Regions from separate parts of the Mus musculus genome. Here region 2 is linked to region 1. A link is a loop called in an ENCODE intact Hi-C map of the cell type or tissue named here. Cell type or tissue: heart. All regions are shown on one strand. Each heading gives the region's core, and the rest is flanking DNA. Links, peaks and the distances in the headings are about the cores only. Region 1 overlaps Ebf2 (early B cell factor 2). Region 2 overlaps Ebf2 (early B cell factor 2).

Region 1 (5,378 bases), core at 196-5,195:
CACACAGGTGCATAAGCATACAGGCACATACACATGTGCATATACACACATACACACATGATGTTCACAAATGCACACACATGTTCACATATAGGCACACATGTGTTCACACACATATACACAGGTGTGTGCATATGTCTGTGTACCTTGGTATATATATATATATATATATATATATATATATATATATATATACATATGCGTGAAAACACATGTGTATATACATACACATCCATATACACATAGGTATAAATACACATGCACAGGAACACTCATGCTTGCACACTCAAGTATGGACTCATGTCAAAAGGCTGCTAAAGAAATGTGTTCACAGCTGAGGCTTGATGAAACGGTGGGTGAGGGTGACTTGGGAATGGAATGTAGAAGACTGGCAAATGGGGAGGTTCTTTAGGCCCCCAAGATTCCTGGTTCTCTGCCAGCTCCTTGCTGCATGTACTTTTGACATGCTGAAAGACACCCCAGGTTGTTGATAGACCCAGGGTGTGGACAACCCCTTGTCTTCATTCAACATCTTATTCTGATGGCCTCTCCTAGGTCATTTTCTTCACCCATACTTTTGTTCAGGGGTGGGGGGAATCTTTCTTGAGTTATGAGATCCTAAGAGAAATTCTCCAACCTCAGGTCTCTTTAGGTATAAAATTTGTCCCGAGTGTAACTTTTCAAAATGACGAGAGTTTAGAATGGGGGAGAGTGATGTCAGAGTTTCCCATAGAAGGAACTGTTCTCTGGGGCCTTGGTGAAAATGGCGCCAATGCTCTGAGATATAGGGCCCCATCCAATCCTATAATCAGAACCCTGGGACAACGACTGGGCTTACAGGGCTGTGGCGGGGCTGGAGGAACAGAGCAGTCTGAAAGTGAGGCCGACCCCCCAAGGCCCAAACAGGTGTTTCCAAAACATTCTAAAAGAGCCCTGGGAAACTCTGAGCTCCACACTGTAGAACAGCTTCCTTTGTTTCACTTGTGTCTGGTGTGTTTGGGAGTCCCAGCGGGCACCATTGTACTTAATGCTGGTTGCTTAAGCGTCACCTTGCGGCTCTGATATTCGGTGTGTGTGTTGGAGGCACGGAACAGCTAGACCTATAACATCCCGTGCCAAGTCGTAGGCTGCAAGAGTCAGAATTCAGGCTCAGACGTCTGGTTATGGAACCAGAGGATTTGGGGAATTAGCTATGCTCAGGAAAACTGTTTGGCCCTGTTTTCTTTGCGAACAAAGCAATCTGCATTGCTTCATTTAATCTAGCATATATCTGGCGATTATTGACGCTAAATTGATTTAGTGTTTTTGAGCGATGTTTCAGACTCCAAACACGGAACTCCCATTTATTTTACAGCTGAATATGGAACACGGATCCCTGCCTGATGTAATCAGCTTTGTATTTAACCCCTTAAGAGTAAGCATTGATCCCTCCTCAACTTGCAACTTAATTACTCTCCACTGTGCTCCCCTCCTGTGTAATTTATTCTTTGGAAATAAACAGAGCCCTTTAGGTGGAGGGTCACCTGTCTAAGCTCCAGGGAGAGGATCGTTTTGACTGAGTAGAAAGACAATTCTCCAAGTGTGGCGTGGTTATTTACTGCAAAGCTGAAGCCATGCTAGGAACATTAACAGCATCTGCTATTTCACCAGAAAGTTCTTAAAGGTGTTTTAAGTCTTCCCCAAAGCTCCTAAGTAATTCTCCTAGCATCCCTCAGAGGTATTATCCAATTTTACGGGGAAGACATGTGAGGGAACACGCACAAGGGGTGAGAGTGGGCTGGCGAGAGACAGAGAAGAGATTGTTGTGAATATAGGTAGTAATTGGACACTATCCCTTTACTCTTAATTTTTATCCTGTAGATCACACCATCACCTCATTATGCTGTCTGTATGAACTCACGGCGGCAGAGGAGGTTAACACCATGCACCATGCAGGTGACACGGGTACTGTTTTCCATTTTCAATGACTCATCTCCTTAGGAAAAAAAAAACATAAACATTGAATTCCGATGAAGACAGTAGCGTTAAGAGCAAAATCAATCTATTAGCGACATCGGCATTAAAATATTATAGCTATATAGGGCTGAGAGATGGCTCAGTCATCCAACTGCTTGTCACACAGACATGTAGACCTGAGTTTAGAGTCCAGTACTTATTTAGAACAGGGCAACCTAGTCCTGTAATCCCAGTGCCGTGGAGGATTATGGGTGCTCATTGGCCAGCCAGTTTAGTCAGCTCCAGGTTCAATGAGGACTTGTCTCAAAACATAAGGCTAAAGGGCGCGCACACACACACATGCACACAAAATTTTAAACAAATTTCAAGATCTGGAGACATGGGATAGCCATCAAGCTGTTTGTTTAGTGCTGTTTGTTAGTCTTTGTATGTCATGAGTGATGTATGCAGTGGGTATGTAACTGCATGAGCCTGTGAGCCTGTGCACGTGGGTCCTCCCAGCAGAGGATGTTGGATCTCTTCCCCTCTTGCTCTCTTGAGACAGGGCCTCTTGCTGAAGCTAGAGCTCATGGTTTCTGTTAGGATGGCTGCCAGCAAGCTCCCAGGATCTGCCGGTCTCAACGCCCAAGTGCTGGGATTGCTGGTCCCTGCTTTTCACAGGGGTGTTGCGGATTTGAATGCATTGCCTCCTAAGCAGGAGCTCGGCCAGTGTTTGTACCCACGGAACTGTCCTTGCCACTCTCGGGGGCGCTTTTCTTATGTTCCCTCTGGCATGATGTGGGCTAATTTTAAAAGAACAAAAGCCGGAGGGTTCCAATCTGTCTGATTTCAAGGCTGCGTCCTCCAGAAGGCATGGTGGATTTAGAGCAGCCAATGCATTCTGACTCATGCATGGGACAAGATGATTTCCTTGTCATGGTGTTGGGCCAGAGCCATTTTTAGGAGTGGTAGTTCTGACAGGGAGTGTAGGGAAGGTCCCCGATGTCAGGTCCCTGGTGTCCCGAGTCAGCAGAGGACGCTGGTTGAGAGTGGCTTTTCTCCCAGCATGCCTGGGCTGGGTCTTGTGTGTCTTCCCGAGGGAGTGGTGGCTTCTGTTTCCCAGGCTTCCAGGCCTCACTTGCTGCTCCTTGAGAAAGCCTCTGAGTGAAGGGCTGGGACATTTCACTTCCAGGTCAGTTGCTGACTCCCTAAGGGAAGGGTTTTGTTTGCTTGTTTTTGTTTTTAATTTACCACATAGGGAGAGGCTACCAACTACACTCCAAACTCCAGGGCCCCCGAAGGCCCCTGTGGATCAAAGGAGCTCTCCACTTTATCAGACCATCGCCTATGAGACAAGTTCAGGCCAACCCACTCATATTTTTTGTGTGCTTGTGATACTGGGCATTGGTTTGAAGACATCAAGCAAGCCAGACAAGTGTTCTACCACTGAGCTACATTCTAAGCCCGCTTTCTGTATCAATTACAGAGAGGAGGAAAAGAGGAGGTTGATGGAGACCCATGGCCCGAAGCTGAAGTTTGGCTTTGGGGAGGAAAGGGGAGAGGGAGTCAGGGAGAGACAGTGGGAGGGACAACTAAGAACTCTGTGTGTGTGTGTGTGTGTGTGTGTGTGTGTGTGTCAACACAAGTGCGGAACTGTCACAGTGAACCCCAGTACTCTGTGTGCTTACTAAAGACCATTTTCAAAACAAAGAGTCAGCCGGGACAAACATTCTCATGGCGTGGCAAAGAAGTTCCTGGCTTTGGTACTAAGGTCTGGAAGCCTTCCCAAAGCTGGTAATTCCTGCCGAGTGAATAGAGGTTCCAAGAGCCAGCAAAGTTTGTACAACAAATTGGAAAATAAACGTATGATTCTTCTAATCTCATGCAGGCTGAGGGGCTCGGGTCCCATTAGACTAAATATGACCATGGAGTCCTAAACTCACAACACTCTAGAATATTATTAGCCATATCCAAATGCTTTTGTATCAAACTCTTGACCTGATTTTTGTCCCAGTTTCACTTTTATATCATCTTGGTTTAGTTCTTCTTTAAAAAAAAAAGTTAAATTTTTTTTTTAATGAAAGCCAGTTACCTCTAAGTAATAGAAGAATCTGTTTTGCTAAGGGAGCCGCAGAATATTGAAATACCCGGTCCTATATTTTTATGTGGTTGGCAAATGCAGTCTAAAGGTGGCTAATGTGATACCCAACCTGGTGTTAATGGCCAATGATAATTCCGTATGTACCACCTGCTACCTGTCAGGACACACATTCTCTCTTTTCCCTTTTTTGGCTTGAAGGTGAGACTGACTGTGGATGTGTCTCTATGGCTGGAGGTGAGGCCTGCTGTCAGATTCGCCAGATGAGCTGAGACTGCTGTCGTCACCACTTAAAAACCCCACTTAAAAAAACCGCACATCCTGAGTGTGCGAACTGGGGAAAGTCGGGGTGGGGGAAGCGCAGCTTGGAAGGATAAAGAAATGAGGAGCCCTGCTCAGGAAAGGAAACCCTCCTGGTAAAAATTAAAATTAGAGAAGTTCCTGAGGAAGTTCTTTTAGGGGAGAAACACATTAGCTGAAGTGATGGCTTTAGCTAACCATTTTATGGCTGTGCATTTCGATGCCTCACAGTTTCAGTTTCTCCTTCCCTCTAACAATTGCCCAGGGATGACGCACACGGAGCTAACTCCATAGTCAAGACGGCTTCTTCTCAGAGGAATATACTCTCTCCTATGAGTATATAATTTAAGATTTACTGGGCATAGATGAAGGGAAAAAAATCTCTAAACAAAGCCTCTTGCCCATTCATAGGTAGGACTTGAACCCTGTAAGTCTTTTCAACTCTCAGGTCTGCTCCATAGAACCCAGGACTCTTCAGGCCAGTACTTCATGGAGGAAGCCCGGGGGCTTACATTTCACCCTTTGAGTTTAACCAGTAAGCATTTCTCTGTTTCAACAAAAGAAAAAAGAAAATCCAAAAAACCAGATACACTCCTAGTCTGAACTGTAAAGAAACTAGATTCCAGTTTTTCAAAATGACATATGAGACAGTTCACAGAAAGTCCTGCACACCCAGATGAGTTTTCATGAATCTCGTTTTTTAATTTTTTTAAGGGATACTTTTTGTCTTTTATTAGCATTGTTTGTTTGTTTGTTTGTTTTTTATTAGCATTGTTAAACCAGTGTTCCTTCCAGGCAGCCACAATTAGCGGCACACTCCCTGCCCTTCCCCGACACCTTTGTTTAAGTTTTAGGAACATTTTTTGGTGAATCATTTAATCTCTTTCAACAGGACTGACCAGAAGGCCTACTCAGCAGTAGGGACCCTGAGCTCACGAAAATTGTTACAGCCTTTCCCAAGTGTTCCCAAAAGATGTATTTTTGCACTCGAGTTAGTTGTTCAAGAGCCCTGTGAGGTAGCTGATGGAACCTCTTTCTCCAGATG
Region 2 (5,378 bases), core at 159-5,158, 85 kb before region 1:
TGAGATGCCCAGAGAGAATGTGTGGTGAGGAGAGGAGAGGGGGAGGGGGAGGGGGAAGGGAGAAGGGGGAGGGGGAGAGGGAGGAGGGGGAGGAGAGGGAGAGGGAGGAGGAGGAGGAGGGAAGGGGAGAGAGGGAGAGAGAGAAAGAGGAAGAGGGAGAGGAAGAAGAGATGGAGAGAATGGGGAGAGGGAGGAGGAGAGGGAGAGAGGGAGACAGACAGACAGACAGACAGACAGACAGACAGACAGACAGAATAAGCAGAATAAGTACCAAACATCTTGCTGTTTTGGGAACAGTTTTATGTAGCTCAGGCTAGCCTCAGTACTCACTATGTAGCCAAGGATGACCTTGAACTTTTCTAATTCTCCTGTCTCTACTTCTTGAGTATTGACATTGCCAGCAAACCCCAGCATACCTGGTTTATGCGCTGTTGGGGACAGAGGGACAGAGGGCTCCATACAAACTAAGCTAGCACTCTGCCAGCTGGGCCACATCCCCAGCCTCCAGACTTTCAATTTAAGGTTAGGGAAAGTTCCTTAGCTGATTTTCAGTTGGTTACCTTTGGCTACATTTTTCTTTGTATTGCTTTAAATCTCATTTTATTTTACATTAAAATATACTTACTGTAATATTCCTAGTAAAATCGATGTCAACATTAGCACTCATATTTATGTCTGTCGAAAATGGGGCAGCCTTCCTTGGAAAGGAAGTTTGGGGAGTCTACCTATGGCTTCTCTTCCTTCCACACCAACCCCTGCCCCACATTTAATTTCAAGTACAAAATTAAAGCTCCAATCCTTTAACTAGTATCAGTGACCCAGGACCTCTCACATGTTTGCAAAGATGTGGACGAAGTAGAAAAATAAACAGGAACGAGTTCCCTGCTCAGCCCTGGAGTCTGGCTTGCTAAGGTGAGGAAGTTGCTATCCTTGCTTGCCCTGTTCCTGAGGTTGTAGCTCCCTGGGGTTCGGTTCCCTTTGCATAGTTCCCACAGTAAGGTGAGAGAGAGTAGCCCCCGAGGACCGGGCTTTGAGATGACCCTTGTCCAGCCATGTGTTTATCATTGTTGTAAAAAAAAAAAAAAACCAAAACCAAAACTAAAAAACAAACAAATTTTGGGCTACCTACATGTCCCAGATAGAGGATAACATAGAACTTCAAGAAAGAAAGGAAAAAAAAGGCAAAACCAAATATCCAAACTCTAAACAAGTGTTCTTCCTTCTTGAAAGTTGCTACCTTGCTGAGAGGAGCCTACTATGGCAGGACACAAACTGAGCTTGGTTCTGCCAGGAGTCCTTTGAGCCAATGGTAGCTGTTCCATGAGTTCTCATGTTTCCGTTCCTTAAAGACTTGCTGGGAGGCTGAGCCTTGTGTTAGTGGCCATCTCTGCCTTAGGCATTGCTGCATGTGACATCAATCAAAGGAGTATCAGATCATTTGTTTATTTACTACCTATTTATTCGCTTTCACCAGTGTTTACTTATTAATAGTTATTATTGCCAATGTTCAAGAATTCAAATGGTGAGAAGTGATCTGAAGAGATTATTTATGAAAAATGTTAGTATAGATAAGGGCAGCATTTAAAGTCTGTCTATATTTCCTTCCTTCCTTCCTTCCTTCCTTCCTTCCTTCCTTCCTTCCTTCCTTCCTTCCTTCCTTCCTTCCTTCCTTCCGTGTGAACTCACATGAATGAGCTCACATGAATACATATACAAGACACACAGAAAACAAGGCTGACAGACAATTGTATGCACGAACTGGTAGGCATGGGGAAGTTTCTTGAATAGACAGGTAAAGAGCTGCTCACTGATGCCTACTTGAGCCCACAACTGGATGTTTCTGAAATCTCCGCCGGCATCAGAGAACAGTGCTGTGCCCTCGGATCCAGAGAAGGCATTCCAAGATGTCATAAATAAATAAATAGCATTTGCCGTTGTTTATAAATCAATTAATTTGTAAGTTGAAAGGTCATGCAAAATATTTAGAGCTCTCAGAGGCAGCTCTCACACTCCACCTCCTCGGCCCCCAGCAGCAGCTGTCAGAATCCTGTACCCCTCTCCTGCACTCAGTCCCACATCGCTGGGTATTTTCTGCTGGGAACGGGTGACCGCTTGATTAGTCGCTACTGGGTTTTGTTCAAGGGAGGGCTCTGCATGGTTGCTTTTTAACACCTTCTCCTCTAAGCAGGAGGCCAGCACAGGGTGCTAAATTCCTGTCTGTGGCTGTCTGCGAAATAAATCTGTGTTGTGCCGTTCCAAGCTGTCAGCAGTGGTTCGCCCTGATGGGCCCCTGAAAGAAGTTTCCTTTTGGTCTGTGAAACAGTGAGCAGCCACTAGGGAGCTGTCTTTAGCTCAGATTTCAGAGTTAGCTCATTAGACCAATAACAGTGGGCAACTCTCTTAAACACAGTCACAAAGTTATATTTGAAGAAGTGGGAAACTCACCGCAGCCATACAGTGCCAATATTTGCTTTCTCTTCCCCAACAGCCTCCATTGGCGACAGGAGGGCCTCATGACCTCAGGCTCCTTTTTCTTCTGGGTTTCCCCACTTTTTTTTCCTCCCTGATGTCCAGCCTATCTCTTAGACACGTTTATTTGTAAAAATAAAGTCTCTTCCCATCCTGGCTGGGCAGTATCTCTGATCCATTTTCTCCATTTCTCCTTAATGGGAGTCTCAGCCAACAGTCTCTGTAGCCGAGGGCGTCCAGTGAGACAATTATTCCATGTTCTGGCTTCTCTCCTTGTTCTTCAAACACATGTTTTCCCCCTTGGCTTAGGAAGTCAGCAGCGTCTACAGCTATTTATGTGAGATTCATGAACTCAGTAACTACATTTCTGAGCGAGGTGTTTCCCTGTAAACTAGTTTGGTTTTCTCCTCCGTACTTAACTTGTTTAGCCCATGGACTTTCAAACGTTTTGGACTGTCTACTCCCTTCTACCCTAGCTGTTCATTATTGGCATCATCACTAGATTGTACATGATACCCCATGGATATTATGTTTGTGAAGAATCTCGGAAACTTTCATTTAGGGGGCAGTGAGCCTCTTACAGATTACCAGAGTTGGCAGAGACAGCACCTAGGAGTATCTATATCCAGGAAGCCAGTGTTTTGCACTGCTTGCTCCTGTTCCAGTGATACCCCTCATTGACAAAATTATTTCTGTGTTTAATGCTTCAAAATAAAAAAATTTAAACTCACACACACACACACACGTTTCTGGCTGATGGATACTAAGTACGTGTTTGCTTTATGACTTGGGCGGTTATCTATCACTGTGACATGTGATCTGATTTGCGTCTGGTAATGCTAGTTTTATGGTTCCGAATAGACGTGCCTGAAGAACTCCCTGGTGCTCTCTCTTACGGCACACTGAATCCGTTCATACTTGGCTTCGGCTGGAAGGTGATTCTGTGCTTTGTGGAAAAGCAGCAACAACCACCGCAACAAAACCCCACAAATCGGGGAAATCATGCTGAGCCGCTGTGAAGAGCTCAAGGATCAGAAGAGAAAGAGCAAAATGCCTTTTCCTTCTTTCATGACAAATTCCAACTCCCACTTCATGCGCCCCCCCCACCCCCCCTTTGCTTTCACTCATGGATAACTTAAAAATGGCTCAACTTGAAATTTTCCATGTGTCCAGGCAAAGCCCTGGGGAGTTCTGAGGATATGTAGGCAGGAAGCACTTCAGAGTATGTAAGCAATCCAAAAAACGTTTTCAGTTTTTAAGCATGTTATATTAAAAACAAAACAAAACAAAGCAAAACAAAAACGCACAAGCATTTTGGCGTAAAAGCTTTGGATCTACAACTTCATCTATACTCTGTTATTGTTTTTTATTTTATTTTTTTCACTTTTAATTGATTTTGGGAAGTTGAGAAACTGGACCAAAGCTAGCTAGATTATACTAGAGGTGGTCAATAAACTCTGCATTTCCACACAGAGTAGCTCCCGCCCTCGTTCCGTTTTAGTTTCTGGGAAAACAAATGTCCCAGGATAAGACGAACACAGATGATAAAATGCTGATTTAATATTGATGTTAACATTTCCAATACTTAGGGAAAAATAGCAAGTCTCAAGTTATCTCCAGATTATGCTTTCTTGATTTTTATATAAAATGCTTGTTTATGAATTCATTTATTTGACTGTGTTGCTGGATGGCATGTCGGATGCTGGGCTGTACGCCTCCTGAGGTCTTCGGTGACCTCTGTTCTATCTGACAGTGGCTCCAGCAGACTGGCTTGTTGCTCTCGATCAGCCGTGGGACATACATTTAATGGCTATGGAACTCAACCTTTCCAGATCCTTCTCAGGTGACACATTCACTGTGGTAAAGGTAGAGTTGGCTTTGCAGTATTGCCTGCCGCTCAGATACAGAAAGGGAAGAGGGTAGACGTGGAATCTAGCAACCAGAGGGAGAAAGCCCACGCATGGCCACGCTAGGGCCCTCGTGATTTTCCACAAAGTTCTTGAGCTTATAAACTAGGAGAGGAGAGTGTGTTGTAAATACTACTTGGTAAAAATAGACTCACCCCCGGGTGTCACTTCAGTCCATCTTGTATGCTATTGGTGAAAGCTAATATTGACCTCAAAGATCTCCCAGGCCCTGCTGGTCATGATGATTACATTGGAATTGGGGACAGAGTGTCCCAAGTGCATTCAAATATTAGCCTCTGTGAACAGCCCAAATGTAGGACGTTTGAAACTGTTTCACGTGGAAACTATGCGGCCATATCTTTCTTTGCAGAGAGAACTGCTGAGATATCTGGTAAGACTATATGTGGTTGTGTGGTTGTGTGTGTATGTGTGTGTGTGTGTGTACACACACACACACACACACACACACATACACACACACATATACAGACCTGAGATGTCTATTTTTCATGTTATACAAGGCTGGGCTTGAGTGTTGTCAGAACCTTCTTTCTCCACGGTATGTGTGTGTGCGTATGTACTTGCAAAGCTACAAGAATATGGGAAAGTGATTTTTTTTTTTTTTTTTAGGGATCTGAGATGTGAATGAGATCCAGGGTCTCAGTGCAGTCCTAGTATCCAGCCCAGCTCCCACTCAGTGGCTTCATAGTGTGTTGTCCTGCTGTGTCTTAGGCTTTTCTGGAGTCCCAGGCTCATTTCCTTCTGAATTTGTACTTCTGTTTTGCTTGATTCAGTTGTCGTCCATCTCTTGACACACCTGCTTTGAGTTTATAAACATTTAAAACTTTCTATACGTGAGCTCTGGATCAGAGAGTTTGCAACAGACAGCTCCAAGGAAGTGGAGAGCAAACCATATCCAATGGGATAGGGCCACTGAGGGAAGCAAATGATATCTCTGGTTTCCCATAGGAGCTGATAGGGAAGTGAGTCACATAGGAATGG

What was found. A loop is a pair of places that touch in the nucleus more often than their neighbours do. Peaks named below come from ENCODE experiments on the same cell type or tissue, not always from the same donor. Only the 100,000 strongest peaks of a DNase experiment are listed, where the experiment ranks them.
Region 2: it touches region 1 in a loop (2.3-fold over the local background); 4 of 42 quality-filtered maps call a loop at or near these places.

Annotation. Positions count from the first base shown.
Region 1 is chr14:67,354,776-67,360,153 of GRCm38, forward strand. All of the region lies in intron 6 of Ebf2 (early B cell factor 2), which reads left to right. 4930438E09Rik (RIKEN cDNA 4930438E09 gene) reads right to left here. Exons shown (of 6, transcript NR_045961.1): 4 at 1,874-1,975. Among named protein-coding and RNA genes, the nearest start is that of 4930438E09Rik, 40 kb to the right of the region's middle. In heart, for the core only: no CTCF peak of the experiment used is centred there; DNase peaks (open chromatin) are centred at 2,466 and 2,976.
Region 2 is chr14:67,270,094-67,275,471 of GRCm38, forward strand. All of the region lies in intron 6 of Ebf2 (early B cell factor 2), which reads left to right. Among named protein-coding and RNA genes, the nearest start is that of Gm52149, 8.0 kb to the left of the region's middle. In heart, for the core only: a CTCF peak has its summit at 2,330; DNase peaks (open chromatin) are centred at 2,228 and 4,608; H3K4me3 peaks cover 881 bases; H3K27ac peaks cover 1,860 bases.